2 separate regions of the Mus musculus genome follow, and region 1 is linked to region 2. The links are chromatin loops, found by intact Hi-C in ENCODE. Cell type or tissue: heart. All regions are shown on one strand. Links, peaks and the distances in the headings refer to the core of each region. The heading gives the core; the rest is flanking DNA.

Evidence for each region. A loop is a pair of places that touch in the nucleus more often than their neighbours do. Peaks named below come from ENCODE experiments on the same cell type or tissue, not always from the same donor. Only the 100,000 strongest peaks of a DNase experiment are listed, where the experiment ranks them.
Region 1: a loop joins it to region 2, with 4 times the contacts of the local background. A loop is called at or near these places in 4 of 42 quality-filtered maps.

What each region holds. Positions count from the first base shown.
Region 1 is chr13:58,211,377-58,221,981 of GRCm38, reverse strand. It overlaps Ubqln1 (ubiquilin 1), which reads left to right and starts at 6,329. Exons shown (of 11, transcript NM_026842.4): 1 at 6,329-6,698. The coding sequence starts at 6,546. It also overlaps the pseudogene Gm48432. In heart, for the core only: a CTCF peak has its summit at 6,292; a DNase peak (open chromatin) is centred at 6,321; H3K4me3 peaks cover 2,887 bases; H3K27ac peaks cover 1,991 bases; H3K27me3 peaks cover 318 bases.
Region 2 is chr13:58,154,227-58,164,831 of GRCm38, reverse strand. Idnk (idnK gluconokinase homolog (E. coli)) reads right to left here and starts at 7,183. Exons shown (of 5, transcript NM_198004.3): 1 at 7,096-7,183; 2 at 4,925-4,955; 3 at 4,594-4,680; 4 at 1,951-1,994; 5 at 139-1,399. The coding sequence starts at 7,145. The coding sequence ends at 1,057. In heart, for the core only: CTCF peaks have their summits at 6,067 (motif pointing left), 7,246 and 8,552; DNase peaks (open chromatin) are centred at 6,071 and 7,191; H3K4me3 peaks cover 2,073 bases; H3K27ac peaks cover 1,605 bases.

The DNA.
Region 1 (10,605 bases), core at 1,714-9,713, 57 kb before region 2:
TCATGGGAAAGTGTGTCATGCTGTCAGTCAAGACAGCAGCCAGTGTGTGGTGGATGTTTTAAATACAATTTTTATGGGGTCCTCCTGCTTGCATGTTACTGTGTATTCAAAACTTTTCCTAGCCGGGCGGTGGTGGCACACGCCTTTAATCCCAGCACTTGGAAGGCAGAGGCAGGCAGATTTCTGAGTTCGAGGCCAGCCTGGACTACAGAGTGAGTTCCAGGACAGCCAGGGCTATACAGAGAAACCCTGTCTCAAAAACAAAACAAAACAAAATAACCAAAAAAACAAAACAAAACAAAAACCCCGCGCGCACACACACACACACACACACACACACACACACACACACACACACACACACACACTATCTACCCATCCCAGATAGTGATCCTATGGCAGAGCAAATAGGGATTCCACTAAAGTACATTTTGGTGAACCAATGAGTTTTATTGGGGTTACTTGCAGGAATGTGGGTGAGGGGTTACTTACAGGAGCAGAAATGATTCTAAGACAGCTGTATTACCAAAGCTCACCCTAGTAGGGTGACATCTCACGAAGCTGGGAACCTGGGGCACACCTTACAGACTGCAGACAAGTCAGCAGGTTAAAGAGTGTCCTTTCGGGGTTGGGGATTTAGCTCAGTGGTAGAGCACTTGTCTAGCAAGCACAAGGCCCTGGGTTCTGTCCTCAGCTCTGAAAAAAAAAAAAAAAAAAAAAAGTATCCTTCCCCGGAACTTCAGTTGGTCTAAAGGTCTTTCCGGCAGCTGTCCGGTTATCAGTCTTCTTTGAAACTTGACTTGTCTGAGAATCTTCTTTGCAACTTTGTTCCTATTGATTATTCTGGCAGGGAGGGGGACCTAAGGAATTTGGAAAGTTTCAGGGGTATCTAGAAGTTCTGGGAATTGTTTACCTTCCTAATTAAAGCGTTTACTGTAGGATTGAATATTTCAATCTCAGAAGAAACTGTTTCACAGCACCTGTAGGTGTCTAGTCTACAAAGTCCTTGGCTACACTGTTGCATGCAAAGGCGACCTGCTGATCTTGGTGGGCCAGACCTCCTTAAAAAGAAAGAAGGCAAATAGGGAGCCAAAGGTGACAGTGAACTAGAGGTTAAAAGATGAAACCACAGTCACAGAATGTGAGGATCCTCTAGAAACCAGAAAAGACAGAGAATGGATTCTCCCCCAAGTGTGCCAGAGATAGAAAGCCTTTCCTTACAGACCTGCTATCTATCAGTCCTTTTCCTTACAGACCTGCTATCTATCAGTCCTTTTCCTTACAGACCTGCTATCAGTCCTGAAGACCTCCGCAGCTTTATTATCCTAGATCTGCCTCATAAAACAGTTTGAAATTGTATGACTGCAGAGCATCTACCATTCCCATACAGTTCATCGGTTTATGGTTTCCATAATATACAGCAGTAGAGTCTTTACATAGAGAAGCTCAGGAAACATTTTAAATCCAATTGTTTGGAATAAATCTATCATCTGGGGGAAAAAAGTTATTAGGCTTGCAATTTTGAAAACCAATTGGACCAGAGCCAGAGCCTACCTCCCAGGGCAGTTACATTGTGTTCCTCGATTCCAGGAGAACCAGTCTTTCGACTTCAGTGAGATGGGAGGTTGTGTTCCCATAATCAGCAGCACTGTGCTTGGAGAAAATGCCACAGAAAGATATACTGGGGATATTTTCAGGCCTGTTCCCAAAACCCAAGTAAATCCCAGTTAGATAAAAAGCAAGAGTGTGAAATACTACTAAAATTAAATGTAAGTTTATCATGGAATTTTGGCAACACTACAGACTAGGAAAACACTCTAAGGTTTATCTGGAGTATTACACAGACTCGGAACTAAACTTTCAATAAAATGTGGGTTTTTTTGTTTTGTTTTGTTTTTGTTTGTTTTGAGGTAGGCCTCAAACTCTGTAGATGAGGATGGCCTGGAACTTCTAATCCTCCTGCCTCTACTGAAGCTCTTGGGCTTTATTTTATACAGATTGTAGAGTGGGGGGGGGGGTGCCCTAGTTAGGGTTCTATTGCTGTGATGAAACACCACGACCATAAGCAACTTGGGGAAGCATATGGTTTATTTTGCTTATACTTATACATCACTGTTCATCATCTAAGGATGCCAGGACAGGGATTCAAACAGGGCAGGACCCTGGAAACAGGAACTGATGCAAAGGCTATGGAAGAGTGCTGTTTCCTCCTGGTTTGCTCTTCATGGCTTGCTCAACCTGCATTCTTATAGAATCTGGGAATACCAGCCTAGGGATGGCACCACCCACAATGGGCTGGGCTCTCCCTCATCAATTACTAATTAAGAAAATGCCCACAGCCCAATCTTACAGAGGCATTTTCTCAATAGAGCCTCCCTCTTCTCTGGTAACTCTAGTCAGTCAAATTGACATAAAACTATCCAGGACAAGGAGCAACATGTCCATGTGACTTTTATCATCTATTTGACATGCGTATGACATTGTATTTGTTACTTTTTTTCCAAGACAGGGTTTCTCTGTGTAGCCCTGCCTGTCTTGGAACTCACTCTGTAGACCAGGTTGGCCTCGAACTCAAAAATCCGCTTGCCTCTGCCTCCCAAGTGCTGGATATTAATTCTTATACATGGGCTTAGAATAAACTTGCTAAATGGTGCTCAATAAATTCTTTTTTTAAAAACTTTATCTGCATTTATTTTATGCTGAATTTATTCCTGGGCCATGAGTTTTTGTTTCTTCAGTTTCTTCTGGGATATCTTTTCCTTCTGTGCAGCCTCCTCTTCTGGCTTTGGAACGATCTGTTCCTTCTCAGTGAGGATCATCTCAGTGTGGCAGGGGAGCTCAAGTATGGGTTAATCCGGCCATGAGCTCTGTAGGTTCGTCGGCGCATCTTAGGTTGCTTTGTTCACCTGGATGCGTTCAATGACTAGAGAATCTACGTCTAAACCTTTAAGTTCAGCGTTACTCTCTCTGCATTTTTAAGCATGTGCAGCAAAAATTCAGCACTCTTTTTTTGGCCACTGACCCTGTGTCCAGCCCCACTGTTTGGCCTGGGCGCACCTACCGACTCCATCATTATACCGCCGGAATGGCACACATTGCTTCTTTAAAGTGACATCCTTCAGATACTTGGTGGCTTTTCGGATATGCATACCCTTGATGGCCTGGGCAGTTTCCCGGGTGTTCTTAAAGTGAACAAGAAGGTTTGACCCTCTTGATTTGCATGATTTTGTGGGGTTTTCTGGGTCAAGAGAGTAGTGAACCATCTTGGCAGGTGACCTCTGGCCGCTTACAGGAAGAGCTCAATAAATTCTTGATTAACTCATTCTGTCAAGGAATGCTACCTGCACCCTCCCACTCCACTCCATGCACACAGGTTTCTCTGAATAACCCCCCCCCCCCAAGCTGTCTTAGAACTCAAACTTGTTCTGTACACCAGACTGCCCTTGAAATCACAGATCTGCCTATCTCTACCTCCCAAGTGCACAGACTGAAGTTGGGAGCCACTATCTAGTTGGAGCTGGCTCAGACTAGCTTTTGAGAGCTGAATGGTCAAATCTCAGGTGTTTTATGACCCAGGTGACCTCCGGTTGGTAGTTTAAAATGGACATTTGCAAGGAAATTGGCAAATGCTATCCATCAATCTTTGATTCAGTATTTGGGATTTGGATTCAACTAAATGTAGAACAACTGAAATATGTCCTTATAATTGCTTCCAGAACAACCATTTAATAACCCCACCCCATCCCCGCCACCAAAGATTCAAATAGACATCTAAACCAAAGATCAGCAAATCAATTCCTGCTGAATATTTTGGACAGGGCCCACTGGACCCCTATCTTTGGAGAAAGTTAGAGATCCTTTATCTAGAAAATCCCCATCCACATTGCCAAGGGTCCTTTATAATTTGATTCTGACAGTCATGGAGGTTAATATCATGGAGGTTAATTAATGACATCTTATCTTCCTGTGATGGTTGATTGTGATTGCCAACCTGACTAAATACACCTAAGGCTCATTGTTGGCCATACCTCCCTGAGAGGTTTCTCTAGAGAGAAGTGATGGGAGGAATACCGAGCATGAGTCTAGGCAGTACTATCCTAGTGGTCTTGGGTCCTGGGTTGAATAAAAAGCAAAGAGGAGGAACTTGAGTGTAGGCATTTCCTCTTTCCAAGTCTTGGTTCACAGTCCTGCGAACACAGCAGCAGGCTGCTCCCATGCCAAGTTTCCCACACTATTTTATTTCCTCAAATCCTGAGCTCAAATGACCCTTCCTCCCTTAAGTTGCTTCTTGCCAGAAAACTGATTAGATCAATGAATGAGGAAAGTAACTTCATAAACCATGCCTTGTTGCTAAAATTCCTTCCCAGGGGACAACATAAGCAATGGCTACTCCTTCTCCTAAAGTCTCAACAACAAACCAAAGCATGATTCCACCAAAGTTCACTAGAAGAGCCCAAGTTTATTGGACTTCCTTACAGAGCATAAGGGACATGGGTGCTCCAGGAAAGTCTTTATGCAGCAAGGATGAGGGCCTCAGCCACATAGATGGAATCAATCTATCTCTCTTCTCTCTCTCCTCTCTCTCTCTCCAAACCCCAGTCTACTTTGACCTATTTACTCTAGACCTTCTTTGCGGCTACTTGCAATTAAGGAAGCATTGTAAACAACAGGTGGTTGAGAAAGGCTGAATACCCTGGTGAGGGTCTTGTGACCTTCCCTACCTCCAGCAAGGGGTGTGGTAGTCTGTAAGGCCAGCTGGAAGGAGCCTTTTCCAAGAAAGTGCAGCTGAACTACCAAGATGGCAGTTGCTTGAGTGGCTGGAAGAATTCTTATTCACAGCATGCCATAAACATTAGAGATTTTCAGAAATAAAATATAGACAATTACAAGGGTATTCTATAAACACACCAGTAGATGTTATCTACAACTAATTTATTTATCAGAGCAGAACAGATTGGGATTCTAAAGGACAATGGAGTGAAGACTTTCAGGGGAATGTGATGTGAAAACAGAAAGTTAGAGGGGGAAGGTGTGTGTGTGGGGTGGTTCATCATGGAAGGCAGCCTGGGTTAGTGCTTAGGGAGAATACAGCATGGAGGGAAACCATACAACAGGGGAACTAATAAAGTTGGAAAGATATATATATATGAAAATTCCAAAATCCTTGCTTGCCTAATGGGGGGAACTTTCTACCCCAAGTAACAATTTTCTCACACCTAGACATAACGCTTATAACTTCTTCCTGTGATTGAACAATGCTGGCAGAAATGTAAGTGATATCAAGTGACGCCGTATTGCCATTTTATACTTTGAAACTCTGACCCAGATTTCAAAGAGCTCTGCTAAGAAGTGTTTATGCAACCACAGTTAATCATAGAACAGGGTTCGATGGCCCAAGAGCAGAACTATGGAATGCCTTTGCATATTTGGGTCACGGTACACTGTCAAGAGTTCACATTTGTGCAATGCTGGTTAATATAAAGTGCTGGACTGTATTACACGTTATCTTTACGAATAAATGACGTGGGATCCATATGTGAAATAACTTATGTGTGCCTACATTATGCCGAAAATACTTTTTCAGCCATTATCTCTGATGCCACCTCAAGCCCGAGGTGTACAGTAACTTAATTGGACAGAATACAAAAGGCACACATCATCTAGGCTAACTCCTACCCGCTGGGCGGACAGTCCTAGGCATTCTGTTTCTGCCCCCACGCAGCTTGGAAGACAGACAATATGGGTTGCCCTATCTGACCAAACCGGTTTGACTCCAGGGAGGGAAGCTCAGGCCTCACTGAAACAGTGAGCACCTGTGGATGCATTGGTTGCTCACTGGCGTCTGTTTCGCGGTCCTTTAAAGACCTTTCTCCATGGGTTTAGCTTTCAAGCCCCGAGCACAAGACAAGGCAATCGCAACTCCTTCCACCCGGGCACCAACACTACGCTTATTAAAATAAAGTAGCTCGCCGCTATTTCATAAGCAGACGCCCACGGGGACCAGGTGGGGAGGATACCGGGACCGTGAGCAATGGGCCAGACGTTTCTAGCAATTTCGCTGGCCGTGACGTCATCTTAGCGCACCATCACGGTGCCTGGCAGAAACCCCGTTTGCATTTCTTTCAACGAAGAACGGGAGACGCGAAGTGGGTTAAGTTCTCCCGCCATGCCCAGCACTCCATCGACCTTGAGGAGCCCGCGCTTCGTCCGCCGGCTAGAAAAGGATCGAGCGCTGCCATGCATGAGTCGGCTCCTTGGCCAACGCGCTACCCGGCGTGCCTCGCGCGGCCGGCCGCCAGGAGTCGGCGCGGCTACCAGCGCGTTACCCAGAGTGCCCTGCGCGGCGCCGGCGACGAGCGTGGGGGAGGTGCGGGAGGAGGAAGCGGCGGCGACGCGGAGAGTCCCCGCGTCCACACGGCAGCCGATCGCCCACCCGGGGCCTGCACCCGCAGCCCGCGTCCACGCACCCTCGGCGGCCCCGCAGCCTGTCACGCCTCGCGGACCCGGCCGCAGCCCGCAGTGTCGCGCTCGCCTGAGTCACCGCCATGGCCGAGAGCGCAGAGAGCGGCGGCCCACCGGGCGCGCAGGACAGTGCGGCCGACGGCGGCCCCGCAGAGCCCAAGATCATGAAGGTCACGGTGAAGACGCCTAAAGAGAAGGAGGAGTTTGCCGTGCCCGAGAACAGCTCGGTCCAGCAGGTGAGGGCGCCGGCCGGGCAGCCGCCGCGTCGCTGACGGGGCGGGAAGGGCGGCCTGGCCGGGCGGCGGCCCCGGGCAGCTCCGGTCGGACCCCGCTGGGTTCCGCTGCGTGAGCTGTGCGGGGCCGGGCCGGGCGAGCCGCGCGGCCTGGGCTGGGCTGCGCCGCGGCCGCCGAGCTCCGGGCCCCGGGCCCCCACTTCTCACAAAGGGCCGGGCGCTGCGGGGCGGCTGGGCGCGGGCGGCGCTCGTCCTTTGGCCAGGCTGGGTGGGGGGTCATTGTTTCACCTGCCTGCTAATTGGGGAGATTTAGGAGTGAGAAGCACGTGGAGGGTTGGTTCTCGGTTTTGAATGCTGAACTCCTTCCCATCTTCGAGCCTCCTATATAAAAATTATGACGTGGAACTTGTTTTCAGTCGCATTGTGATAGCTCACGCCTGAAAGGAGAAAAGTAAATGACTTTGATTCATTGGCGACTTGCTGTTTCTGTTACAATACTTCCGTCATCGCTTAGCTGCCAGTCATCGGATAGGTTATTGTTTGATCTTTAGGGAGACGAGACAGACACCTAGCTGGGTCTTAGCAGTTGGTTGCAAGGAACCTGCAAGAAAGCACAGTAGGTGATAAGGGGAATTCTTATCAAGTAATTGCTTTAAAGTCTATTCAGGCAAACAAGCCTTGCAGTTAATTAAGAGCCTTGGGAGAACCAATCATGTATGTTTCAACACAGTCTAGGGCACTTGAATTGTTGACAGTATCAAACATTGTAAACAGTCTTATGCGAGGAAGCAAAGTATCAACCACTGGAATGTACTTTTAAGTTCTCTCAAGGTTTATCTAGTTCCAAAGGTGAGGTCGGGTTTTTCTGAAGCAGGAGGGTGTGTGGCACCATTGAGAGAAACTCTTGTTGATTGGATCATTACCATTGTTTGTTAACGCTGCTATAAAAAATTTTACCTTCTTTATATTCCCAGCAGGTCTGTATGTCACCCACAATTGACATTTTCCAGCCTTTTCTGCATCATGCATCTCTTATTTCTAAAAATACACTTTAAAGTTGTAAATATCAGTATTACCCTTATAAGGTCGGCAAGCAGCATGGGTGTTAGTGGCTTGAGAACAACTTTTTTTGAAAAATGGTATTCCACTTATGTTTGAGGTGCGATGATGGGACATGGTTGCCTTTGCTGGTTTTTGCAGACCCGTCTACACCTGTGTCAGCCAAGCACGTGACAGCTGAAGTCTGTTACAGTTGACGGCACACTTTTCGTCTTCCGTTTTCTCTTCAGTCGAGCTTTTGTCACCTCTGAAGATTTTTATTTTCCCAACAGAGTTTGAGTTTGCATAAACAGAGTCCTCTCTAATGTGGTCTTTTGGATAAGGCTTTTTTTCTTCTTTCTCTCACTCAGCATATTTTTTTGAGATTCATCCTTGAGAAGGTCTGTACCCCTCCCACCACAGAGATCTGCATACTAGGCACAGCCTCCAGTCTACCACTGAACCAAGTCCTCAGCTCAGTACTTAACTGCTCAGTGCCTTTCCATGAATGTGCCATAATCTGCCAGGGTTTTTTCAGCTGGTTGTAGTTCTTGAGAACAGCAGCCTCATATAAATCCTTTAGAGACCATATGCTTTTTATCTGTATTAGAAGAGCTCTGGTTACACTTTAGATCTTTGGGGTTTTTTGTTTGTTTGTTTTTGGTTTTGTTTAAAAGACAGGTTTCCACTCTGTAACTCCGGCTGTCCTGGAACTCTCAGTGTGTAGACCAGGCTGGTTTCAAACTCATCTGCCTCCCAAGTGCTGGTATTGAAGGTATTCACCACCATGGCCTGCCAGTTCTGTTTAGTTTTATAAGAAACCTGAAAAGTGTACTATTTTGCAGTTCAGTCAACATCATATGGGTGTGTGCTCCTGTCCCTCTGTCTCCTTGTTAATATTTGGTATGAGCAGGGTTTCTTGTTTTTGTTGTTTTCATTTTTTTGAGACAGGGTTTCTCTGTATAGCCCTGGCTGTCCTGGAACTCACTTTGTAGACCAGGTTGGCCTCGAACTTAGAAATCCGCCTGCCTCTACCTCCCGAGTGCTGAGATTAAAGGCGTGTGCCACCACGCCCGGCCGTTTTTGGTTTTTTTAATTGTAACTATTTAGTGAATGTGTGGACATATTAAATTAGGAAGCTCTTGAGTCTTCCTGAGAGTCCCAGTTTAGTTTTCCATCTTCCTGGCAGCTTCCACATTTTATTTTTGGACATTAGAAATAATGCTTTATAAATAGAAAAATTATTTAGGTGGGCATCTATAGGTTTGTGGGTTCTTTGTTTTTGTAATAGTGACACTAGAATTATGAATTCTGTGGAAGCTTATTATGTTTTACTATGCTGTAACTAAAAATGACTTTAATGGATAAAAGTAAGGCTTTCCTAAGGTAACTTATTCTAATGTTGGTTAATGTTTAAAATTTTATCTGTTGTTTTCTGTGGGTGCAGAAAATGTGATAAAAGTTGAAAGCATAGCCTGCACCACCAACTGAAAGCACATCAAATGCTGGCTGAGTCTGGGGAGTGCACTCAGAAACACGTGCCAGAGTTGGATAAAGCAGACCTCAGGTACTCATTTGTAAAGCTCTATTCTTAGCACAAGAAAAGGTCTGCCATTCTTAAGTTAGATTTTCCTTATAGAACTTACTAGGTTTGGAATTTGCTATAAAGTTTGTCGCTGAGTAATATTTGAAGGCTGTAAGACATCCTTGCAAATGGTTAATAGCAATTGTGATTGGGGCTGAAGTCAGCGATGGAGCATGTGGTTCAGGAGACCCTGGGTTGAATCCTCAGTGCACCCCACATCCTCTTTAATGGTAGGCTGATGTTGTCAAATGTTTGATTCTGAAAATTCTTAATCTGGGAGGGGGAAAGGAGGAAAAAGATAATATTGAAGGCTTATGCTGTTAGGTAAATCACATTTTAAAATGTTACTTAAGTTGGCACACAAAGGAATGAGTTCATCATGGCGAGAAATCCTCTCTTTTTAAGAGTCTGTGTGTGAGAGAGAGAGACAGAGACAGTGAGTGAGCGAGCAAGTGAGTGAGCAGACCCCAGAGCCTCAGGAAGGAGTGGGGACATCTCAGGTGCCAACCCCTGCCTTCCACCCTGTTCTGTGATCAGGTCTCCTTGCTGCTTCAGTAGTCATGGGCAGCTGTACTCCCTCTCCTGGGATTTTTTGTTGGTAGCCCACTTGTGAGCACTTTGATTATAGGCTGGGCAATACATGGTCTGGGGCTTTGAAATTCTGTCCTCCTTACATTTGTTTGGCAAGTGCTTTACCCACTGAGCCATCTCTACAGGTTGAATCCTCCATTTTCCATTTAAAATCTCAATGTGTCTGAGTAATGTAGGCTATTTATCAATGCTATTTATGTGAGTGTGTTATTAACTAGGTGAAATTATCTTCAGCCTCCCTGGTAATTTGTAAATTAAGTTGGTAATTTCTATTTATTTAATTTTGGGAAAGGGTGTCCCTCTGTAGAGCAGACTGGTCTGGAGTTCCTTTTCCAGTATGTCTACTTGACTGTTGGAATAGTTTCTGTGGCTTCTGTTGTATTTTTCTGGATAGCATCTTACCCAGAAGGCTGGCTTGAAGCAGTGATACAGGCTATACTAAGGATCAAACACGTCCCCGAGATTAGTGTTTTGCATCCTCTAACAAATTTGCCAAGGAACTGATTTAGTGATTCTTTTTTTTTTTTTAAGATTTATTTTATTATTATATCTAAGTACACTGTAGCTGTCTTCAGACACACCAGAAGAAGGCATCAGATCTTATTAAGGATGGTTGTGAGCCACCATGTGGTTGCTGGGATTTGAACTCATGACCTTTGGAAGAGCAGTCAGTGCTCTTACCCTCTGAGCCATCTC
Region 2 (10,605 bases), core at 1,140-9,139:
AGGGTGATAGCCATGAGTGCAGGAAGATGGCCATCTAGGGAAAGGACGGGAACCTGCCAGAAAGAAGCAGGAGACACAGAGTGGGGGAAGGGCAGTGAGACAGGGCAATGAATTAGAATAAAGTATAAAGACAGATGTATGAAAACGAAGTCGTTTATGGTGGGGCAAGCCTTCAATCCAGCCCTGGAGAGGCAGAAAGAGGCAACTGTCTGAGTTGGAGGCCACCTGTAACAACAACCCACTAATAACAATGACAATAAATGAGATTATAGATAGCAAATGACAGAAGATGGAGCCTATGATTTTCTATGCTAACGTGAAATATTTAAAAGTAGTTGCCACTGTACTGGGCGTGTGGCATGCAGTGGGCGGCTTGGTTCTGTTGGGGTTTCTATTGCTGAAACCAGTTTCCGAGATAGCAAATTTCATTCTTTTGTACAGATACAGGCACAAGCTATTGTTCTTTCGCAAGGTAGTAATTTCTAGCACTGATTACAGGATTTCCTCTGGCCATCAGGTTTCATTGTATGTCAATTTAAACTTCAGTCTTTAACTTTAAAAAAAAAAAAAAAAGATTTATCACATCACGAGTAAACTGTAGCTCTCAGACACACCAAAAGAGATCATCCGATCCCTTTACAGATGGTTGTGAGACACCACGTGGCTGCTGGGATTTGAACTCAGGACCTCTGGAAGAGCAGTCAGTGTTCTTAACCACTGAGCCATCTCTCAAGTGCATTTTTAACTTTTAACACCCTCCCCCTGTCCTCTCACAGCTGCACACTGCCAACCATGCCACAAACTCCTAACACAGTCAAACAACGGCTTCTGCCTCCAAGCACTGCGGTTTTTCCCCAATTAAGAATTTACAGTACAGCCCGATGGTGGTGGTGTACGCCTTTAATCCCTGCCCTCGGGGTGGCAGAGGCAGGCAGATCTCTGCATTCCAGACCACCCTGGTCAACAGAGAAACACTGCCTCTAAAAATAAAGAATTCAGAAGACACCACGGGCGAGGAGCTTGGGAGCAGAGTGTACTCTGCTATGAACGAGTTCTTCACTTGAGGGCTTCCATAACGGCAGCGGTGATCTCCGGGAGACTTTTGTCCACGCTGACTTGGATGAAGTTTTCGGGAGCTGATGGGGGCTCCAGAATACTAAACTGGGACTGCAGTAACTCGGGCGGCATAAAATGTCCTTTTCTTTGGAGCAAGCGTCCATAAATGATGTCAAACGAGCCGCAGAGGTAGACCACCAGGAGCTTCCCACCAGCCAGCGGTTCCTTTGCTGAGTCATCACTTTTCAGGGGCGCATCACTTCCTCCTCGGATCAAGATGTCTCTGTACGTTTTCTTCAGAGCTGAACAGGCTAGAACAACAGGCTGTCCCAAAGCCACATCTCTGTTTTCAAAATATAAGAAAACACATACCCCACCCCACCCCAAAAAAAGGATGAGGGCTGAAGAATGAAACAATGCAAAGGAGGCAGAGGCAGGTGGATTTCTGAGTTCGAGGCCAGCCTGGTCTACAAAGTGAGTTCCAGGACAGCCAGGGCTACACAGAGAAACCCTGTCTCAAAAAACAAAACAAAACAAAACAAAAAAAAAAAAAAAAAAAAACAAAGGTTTCAATCGTAGGTGATGGGGCAGTCTCTGCCAATGTCAAGTGCTACTTGAAAATGGAGTTAAGCAGTGGGCTAAGCAATCTTAAATTGAGGGTCTTTTGTCTGTGAACTGAGCAGTCTTAGGCTCAAGTGTTCTATTCCCGGACATCAGTTCCTCACCCGTAAAATGGGCCCATCCAGAGCTGTCCCGAGGACGGAGGTTGGCTGGGTACCTGGTATATGCAAGCACTAAGTGTTTGTCCCCACCCCGTTGGATGCATCTAGTTGTGGTTTCCGAAGTGATTTTTAAATTTACTGGATTATACCACGGGCGGGTATGACGTCATACCTTAGTAAAATGTCGTGCAAGGTGCAAAGCCATGGAATCCTGTCCTGAAATTAGAACAGACTCAAAGTAGCTTCCCCAGTACTGCCTGTGCGGAAACGGCCGTACCATAGTCCCAACAGTCAGCTTCAAAGAGATCTCAGTGGCTATGAGAACTGGGCATGGACAGGCTGGGGGGCCAAGCCACAGGCCTACCACCACAGAAACATTTCCTTGGTTCTGGTTTCGATGGCTCATTTCATAAAACTATAAATTCCCTTAAGTTACAATACTTCATACCCCCTCCAATTCCCCACTGGTGCAGACGTCCTCCCTGTCTTCCATGCACACACCTCTGACTTGACTATGGCTGATAGATTCTTTCAATGCGTCTCATCAGAACCTACAGCTATGCACTTGATCTGCAGTTGAGTTCTACCCCAGCCTTGGATTAATGTCTTTTAAAAGATTTGTTTATAGCCAGGCAGTGGTGGCCCACGCCTTTAATCCCAGCACTCGGGAGGCAGAGGCAGGCGGATTTCTGAGTTTGAGGCCAGCCTGGTTTACAGAGTGAGTTCCAGGACAGCCAGGGCTATACAGAGAAACCCTGTCTCAAAACCACCCCTCCCCCCAAAAAAAAACCTGATTTGTTTATGTGAGTACACTGTCACTGTCTTCAGACACACCAGAAGAGGGCATCAGATCTCATTACAGATGGCTGTGAGCCACCATGTGGTTGCTGGGAATTGAACTCAGGACCTCTGCAAGAGCAATCAGTGCTCTTAACCGCTGAGCCATCTCTCCAGCCCTTGAACTAATGTCTTAACACACCATTTGAGTTTGCCTCCCAAAATGACTCTGGTTAGCCAAGGTTTCCTACACATTCAAGCATGAAAGGACATTAGAAAGATGATGCTATTATTCTAAACCTTTTAACTTCCTGGATATATCTTTTTTCTTTTTAAGTTTTGTTTTATTTTACGGGAGTGTTTTGCCTGCGTGGCGTCTACTCACACTGAGAGCTTCTGGTTCTCAGTGGGGCCAGAAAAGGGCTGGGGAAGCCCCTGCAACTGGAGTCCTAGCAGCTGTGAGTGCCCCGTGGGTGCTGGGAACAGGACCCCAGGCCTCTGCAAATGCAGCCAGAGCTCTTAAGCACGGAGCCACCTCTCCAGCCTCTCGGGTGTATTCCCTAAAGCAGCTCCTGCCGCTGTGTAGCAGAAGGGGACTCGAGCTTGAAGTCCCCATGTCAGCCAAGAAAGTTCTACTTCCTTTCCCGGGATTCTGTAGGAGTGTTGCCACCCCACAACCCCGCACCCCTCTCCTTTCTTTTGCATCTATCTTGGCTAGGGTTTTCCTCGCTGAGAACAGACACCATGACCAAAGCAACTCTTCTAAGGACAACATTTAATTGGGGCTGGCTTACAGGTTCAGTTCAGTATCATTAAGGCGAGTGAGCACAGCAGTGCCCAGGCAGGCACCATGGAGGAGCCTAGAGTTCTACATCTAGTTCCGAAGGCAAATAGGAAAAGACTGGCTTCCAGGGCACTAGGATGAGGGTCTTAAAGCCCATGCCTGAAAGGCCACATCCAGTTCAACAGGGCCACACCTCCTAATAGTACCACTCACTGGGCCAAGCGTATTCAAACCACTACAGCATCTAAACAGCTCAAATTCACTTCTCACGCAAGCCTTATTTTTGGTGGATTATAAAACTTTCAACTCAACAGGAAGTACCACCTCTGAGTAGGCTCCCCCAAGGAGTGGCCTAGGATCTGAGACTTTACGATGAACATGGGCCAGTCAGTCATGAAGGAGGAAACACAGAGAGCAAGCAGTAGGACAGTGGACACAAAAATCCCACGAGGAGGAACACGGTCACGGGAGAGACCAAGAGGCTGAGTGGTTCTGATGAAGATGGAGGTGGGCGTGGCTAAGGAGCTGAGTGGCTCCGATTGGAGATGTACCTGACATTTCTAAAAGAGATCGGCAACACGCTGGGAGAGTCTCAGACGTGGTGGCATGGTGTGGTGGTTTGAGTAAGAATGGCCCGCGAAGACTCGGGCGTTTGACTACCCGCTTCCCCGACTGATGAAAGTTTTGAGGAAGGATTAAGAAGAATCCTCACCTTTTTGGAGGAAGTTTGCCCTTGGGCGGAGGAGTTGAGCTTTTAGAAGATGTGAGCATTCCCAGCTTGCTCTCTGCCTCATGCCTCAGATCGATATGTAAAGTTTCAGCTCTCTCTGCTGCCGCAACATGTACCACCGTCATGGATTCCAACCCTCAGACATCATAAGCCCAATTAACGCTTTTTATGAGATGCCGTGGTCATGCTTTACAGCATAGCAACAGAAAAGTAACTAAGACGCATGGCCACATTGGAGTTTGCGTGATTGCTGTGGTCCTGGAGTGGAATTCACCAGAACTTGGTGGTGGAGGGGAAGTGAAAGGACCCGGGAGGCGCTGACTTCCCTGTACGAGCACAAAGGAGCCTCTGCCCACTCGAGGACTACAGATTAAAAGTCCTGCAAAAAAGCTGTGGCAGGCTGCATCCAGGGAGGGCAGAGGTGGGTCATTCCTGGGGCTGAATTCACGGAGGAGGTTCAGATTCTAGGCTAACGGATGTGGAGGCGTCTTACAGCAATACTGGACACCCGTGGCCGATGTTACCTGGTCGCTCAGTGGTACCCCTTTCGCCATCTTTATCCGATTCTCCTCGGAGTGGTAATCATCGGCATCATAGAATTTCCATCCCAGCTTTAGGAACAAAAGGAAAGATAGACGTAGCGTCAGCATGATGGCCCCTGTGACAGCCACCAGGAGCTTCCTGGCAGGCAGGTGTAGACACCACTGGTCTGGGGCTGCCCCTCTCTCACTGATAGCTCTGATTTACCACTACCAGGAAGAAACCTGGATGACCATGTTGAGGTATCTGCACAAACATAGGCCAGAAGAAAGGGAGGAAGCCGTGGACAAGAACACAGTGGGCAAGGAGAGTTACCTTGGAGGCCAGCAGCGCACCCACAGTGGATCTGTGGAGAGAATACAGACATTGTTATTTCTGCCTAACACATATGAGTGCCAGCTGTTCTGAAAGAGTGCCTGAGAGATGCACAGCTGAGATTCAGGCTCCTTCATGGTCGCAAAGCAGACATGCCCTTAGCCATGGAGTCTAGAGACGGTCTTCACTGTCCTTAGGAATACTGGTGAAGGTGTATTAGCCAGAAAGCAATGTATCATATCTAACTAAAACTCTGAGCTAGGGGTGGTAGCACATACCTGAGATCCCAACACTTGGAGGCAAAGGCAGGAGGATCTCTCTAAGGAGATCTCTAGCCCACACAGGCTGTCTTATGTAGACACTGTCTTAAAAAATAATTCCACACACACACACACAAACACCAGGTAAAGGTTTTTTTCTCAATAATGTTTTGTAGCTCTGTGGTAGATATAAGAAGTGGAGGCAGGGAAATGGACAGTTGGTTCTAGACTATTGGATAGCACACGGAGATGCTAACTCAAAAACCCAAAACTAGCCAGGTATGGTGGTGCACGCCTTTAATCCCAGCACTAGAAATCAGAGGCAAGTGGATCTCTGAGTTCAAGGCCAACTTTGTCTACAATATGAGTCCAGGACAGCCAGGGTTCTGTTACTCAGAGAAACCCTGTCTTGAAAAACCAAACCAAACCAACCAACCAACCAACCAAAAATAATGAGAGAATGTTTTAGTCCCTACTGCATAAATGTTTATATTTTAAGAGAGAACACTGAATGAATGAAGAAAATTGTGCTTTTATCAAAGATTCAAGAGAGAGTTTTTTTTTCCTTTAAATACTACTGAGTTTATTTTTTTGTTGGCCAACTACTCCCCAGGATGGGACCTGCCCTGAAGTGTGGTTGATACATCCAATGAGAGGGGTTTAATAAAAAGTTTAAATGCCAGCACACTGTAAAGTTCGGAGGCCCGTAAAATCTCAAAGCACTGCTAGCTTACCAGATACACACAATGCTGGTAAGGTAGCACAGCAGTTAGACCACTGGCTGCTCTTCCGGGGCCTCTGGATTTGGTTCCCAGAATCCAGATGGCAGCTTGCAACCATCTGTATGGAACTCCCATTGCAGGTACTCTGGTGCCCTCTTCTGACCACCGTGTGCACTGCACCCTTGTGGTACTCAGACCAAAACCCCATAGACACAAGACACACCAACAGGAGCAGAGATGGATCCCGTGCCATCAACACCCTCCTCCATCTCTCCTGTAGAGTTCCCCTTAGTTTTTCACCCTGCAGTACCTGTCACTCAACTGAGTTCTCATTCAGCGCCTCTATCGACTCCCCAGCCCCTGAACTGTTTCCAAATCAGCCCAGTCCAGCCACTCCATCAGAAAACAAACACCGGTGATGCTCTCAGGCTTATCCCCCAGTCTCTACCACAAAGACAATCTGAGCTCGTACTATGGGCTTTGTGTGGTTCTGGACAGAAGTGAAAGGGTTTCTGGGTAGAGTCGTACAACAGCGGGGTTTTCGCCTCTGGGGTTTGTTTGTTCACTCTGTGGTGCTGGGAATGAACACACACACACACACACACACACACACACACACCCGGCACGACAATCAAACACTCCACCACCGAGTTACTCTGTTCCGTTTCACTTTCAGTTTAAAGAACCTTGCAGTTAGATGGCGTCTATCAAACCAAATGCCTACCGCTTGCTTGCTTACTTCTGAACCTTCCAACACTGGGCTGAGAAGAAAATGCACATTTTGCAGAGTTTTAGCAGCACTTTCATATTAACATTCCAGCCTGAGCAGGCACACGATCAAGCTTGTTTCTCACTTTTCAAAATCTATTTGGAAGAATCCAGACACTCACCTACTAGGGAGACCATGCACCCAGGCAAAGCTTTGTACAAAGACCCAGGGCGACGTTTGCCTCCTGGTTTGGGGTTCTCACCCTCCCACACTGTTCTGCGAGGTGCCACCAGGCCCAGGTTTGTAAGGCTGAGAAGGGTCGCTAGCCACGGTCCGCGGTGACCCTGGGGAGCAGCTGCCAGCGGGGCAGGACAGCAGGGGTCCTCAGCAGGGGCCGCAAAGGCATGGCTCCCAGGGCTCAGGGCCCACACAGCCTCCCAGCTCCCATCCGCCCGTCCCCCAGTCCCCCCAACGACCTACTTTCCGGAGCCGCTCACACCCATCACCAGCAGCACCCCGGGTGCCTCCATGACCGTGCTCCCAGGTCCTCAGCGCCCGCTTCCGGGGCAGGTTCCTCCCAGTTCCTGACGTCACGGGACACGCCCCCGCATCTCCAGCGCTGACCGCTGGGCGCTGCAGCCAGAGGACATCTGCAGGCATTTGCAGGTCATCATGTCCTGAAGCAAGGAAGCCACCGGGATGCAGGGACAGTGGTAGAAACAGACAGTTTACTCACAAAGACAGCAGTGAAAGGACACGGAGTGGGCCGGGAGATCTCTCTCTCTCTCTCTTCTCTTTCCTCTCCTCTCTCTTTCCTCTCTCTCTCTTTCCTCTCTTCTCTCTCCTCTCTTCTTTTTCTTCTTTCTCTCAACTCTCTCTTCTCTTTTCCTCCCTCTTTGCTCTTTCCTATCTCACTCTCAGCCCGCAGACCCCACCCCACTCTGGAAGCCAGTTCCTCTTGCTCCGGTTCCCCCTGTGCAAACAGCGATTTTATATCAGAAGACATCATTGGCTGTTATCTGCCCAAGGGGACAGAACGCAGACAGCTAAAACCAGCGGGCCACAGATCCATGCTCACGCGCACACTGAGGCCTCACTGACTCTCCTGGAGGGAGCCTGCAAAGCAGGCTCAGAAGGGACTCCCAGCCAGGACAGGGACAGGTTGCTCTTCCCCGTAGAGGCTTGTGTCAATGACACACAAGAAATGGCAACTGCGGTGCGGCTCTCGGTAGTGTTGGCCATGAAGACAGGTGCATGTGGGAGCTGGAAGTGAGCTGCAATCCACATGGATTTCCTCCTGAGAATAAGCAACACCATCTGAGCTTCTGAACTCTCTTAGTCCACGGGCTTCACCCACAGCGACCACCATCCAGAGCCGCTCTTGGGACAATGTGAAGAAGCAGAAGGGACTGGAGAAGCGTGGATGGTGTGTGTGTGTGTGTGGGGGGGTCTTCTGCATGTATGTGTTTGTACCATGTGTGTGCTTGCTCAAGCCTCAGAAAGCCAAAAGAGGGTGCGGATGCCCAGGAGTTACAGAGGGTTACAAGCGACCCTGGTCTAGTCTCAGCAGGAGCAGCAAGTGCTCTTAACCCTTGAACCATCTCTCTAGTCCCTTTAAAAAATAATTTTTATGTGGACAGGTATTTTTACTTTTAATACTCTCTGGGTCAGATGGTACCTCTAGATTTGAGAAAATCCCAAAATGTTTTCCAAGTTGGCTGTGCCATTTATGCCCACCAAGCAATGTGTGGGCCCTCTGGTTTCTCCGAGTCACCACTAATGTTTGTTGCTGTTGTTTTTACTCTAACCATCCTGACTCTCTCTCTTTAAAACAAGAATTTTACTTTATGTATAGGAGCGTTTTGCCTGCATATATGTAAGAGTACCACATGCATGCAGTACTTGAAGGGACCATAGGAGAGCACTAGATCTTATGAAACTGGAGTTATAGATGGCTGTGAGCTGCCATGTGAGTGCTAGGATTCAACCCTGGGTCCTCTTCAAGAGCAGCCAGTGCTCTTAACTGCTGAGTCATTACAACCCCATGCTTTCTTTATCCCTGAGACTTCTAAGACATGGCTCTCCCTCTCCTAGTTCTACCTCAATGGCCGCTCTTTCTTAGTTCCTGTGTATGTGTCTATTTCCTCTTCCTCTTCTCCTTCTTCCTCTTCTTCCTTTTCTTTTTCTCAGGTTCTAAATATTGGAGTGACTTTGTCTTGAGACAGCTTCTCTATTACAGGGTCTTACTATGTGATGTTATCTCAAGTGCTTACATACATGTAAAATTTCTTCCCAGTACAGATCTTTGTTTAAAAAAAATGTATATAAGTGCACTGTAGCTGTACTGATGGTTGTGAGCCTTCATGTGTTTGCTGGGAACTGAACTCAGGACCTCTGCTTGCTCCGGCCCCACTTGCTCTGGCCCAAAGATTTATTTATTATTATATGTAAGTACACTGTAGCTGTCTTCAGACACACCAGAAGAGGGCATCAGATTTCATTACAGATGGTTGTGAGCCACCATGTGGTTGGTGGGATTTGAACTCAGTGCTCATAACTGCTGGGCCATCTCTCCAGCCCGAGTACAGATCTTAATAATCCCTGATCTCTGTATACCCAACTGCTTGCTTAACTCTTAGTTTGTTTCATTTATATTAGAGACTTAATATCAACAAAACAAAATCCATAATAATGTCTGTCTCCTCTCTCGGCCTTCCAGATTTCAGCCAATGAAATTGCTTTCCACGTGGCTGGTCAACTGAACCTCCTGTGAACTAGTCTTGACTGCTTTGTCTTCACCCTGATCAAGGCTATCAACAGATTCCTGTTAGCCCTGCCCCTGCCTCCCCTCCCACCGCCTCTGGCTGTGTTTGAAGCCATCATTTCACGCCTTCTACCACAAGCTTGTTCCTCAGCATCATCTTCTTTTCCCTCCACCACTGAAGGAGACTGCCAGATGGTCTCACCTCTGTCAACTGTCCAGATGCACAAAGAAGCCCTTCATTTAAAAAGTTAAATCTTTATTTTAATTATTTACTTCCTTATATATACAATTATTTATTAAAAAGTTAAGCATTGATTGTGTGTTGGCTCTGTGCACATGAGTGCAGATGCACGTGAAGACCAGAAGAGGGTGCTGGTGTTCCTGAAGCTGGAGTCCCTACAACTGTCGCTCCTGTTGTGCCTTTTGCTCGGAATTCTTTTGACAGTCAAACAAAAAGAGGAGCCATTAGAGTCTAAAAAAGGAGTTTCAATTTGGTCTCATTTTAGAAGTCATAAAGACTTTCAATTCCATCCACTTACTCATGAATAGATTTATTTGTGGATGGTGACTATCAAAAGTGGAAGAGGTTGGGGCTGGAAGGATGGCTTGGAGGTTGAGAGTGCTGGCTGTTCTTCCAAAGGTCCTGGGTTCAATTCCCAGCAACTACATGGTGGCTCACAAACTCCTTAATGAAACCTGGTGCCCTCTTCTGTCCTGTAGGCATACGTGCAGACAGAATGGTGTATACATAATAAATAGATCTTTAAAAAAAAAGTGGAAGAGGTTAGTATTAAGAAGTCTTGATCAGGGGGCTGGAGAGATGGCTCAACAGTTAAGAGCCCTGGCTGTTCTTCCAGAGGTCCTGGGTTCAATTCCCAGCAACCACATGGTGACTCACAACCATCTGTGATGGGATCTGATGCCCTCTTCTGTGTGTCTGAAGACAGCGACAGTATACTCATATAAATATAATAAATAAATAAATCTTTAAAAGTTTTCAAAAAGAAAAAAAGAAGTCTTGATCAGATAAGTATTGCATATGGCTGTTGTGAATTTAAAACCTGCCTCTTCCCTCCCACCCCTTTCTCTTCTCCCCTTCCCTTCCCTTTCCTTCCCTTCCTTCCCCTTGCTTTTCCTTTGTCCTTGCCCTTAGGTAGGGCTCTGCAAAGGAGACCTGTCATGGGTGAGAGGAGGATGATGGTAGCCCAGCATGGGAGGTGGGAGAA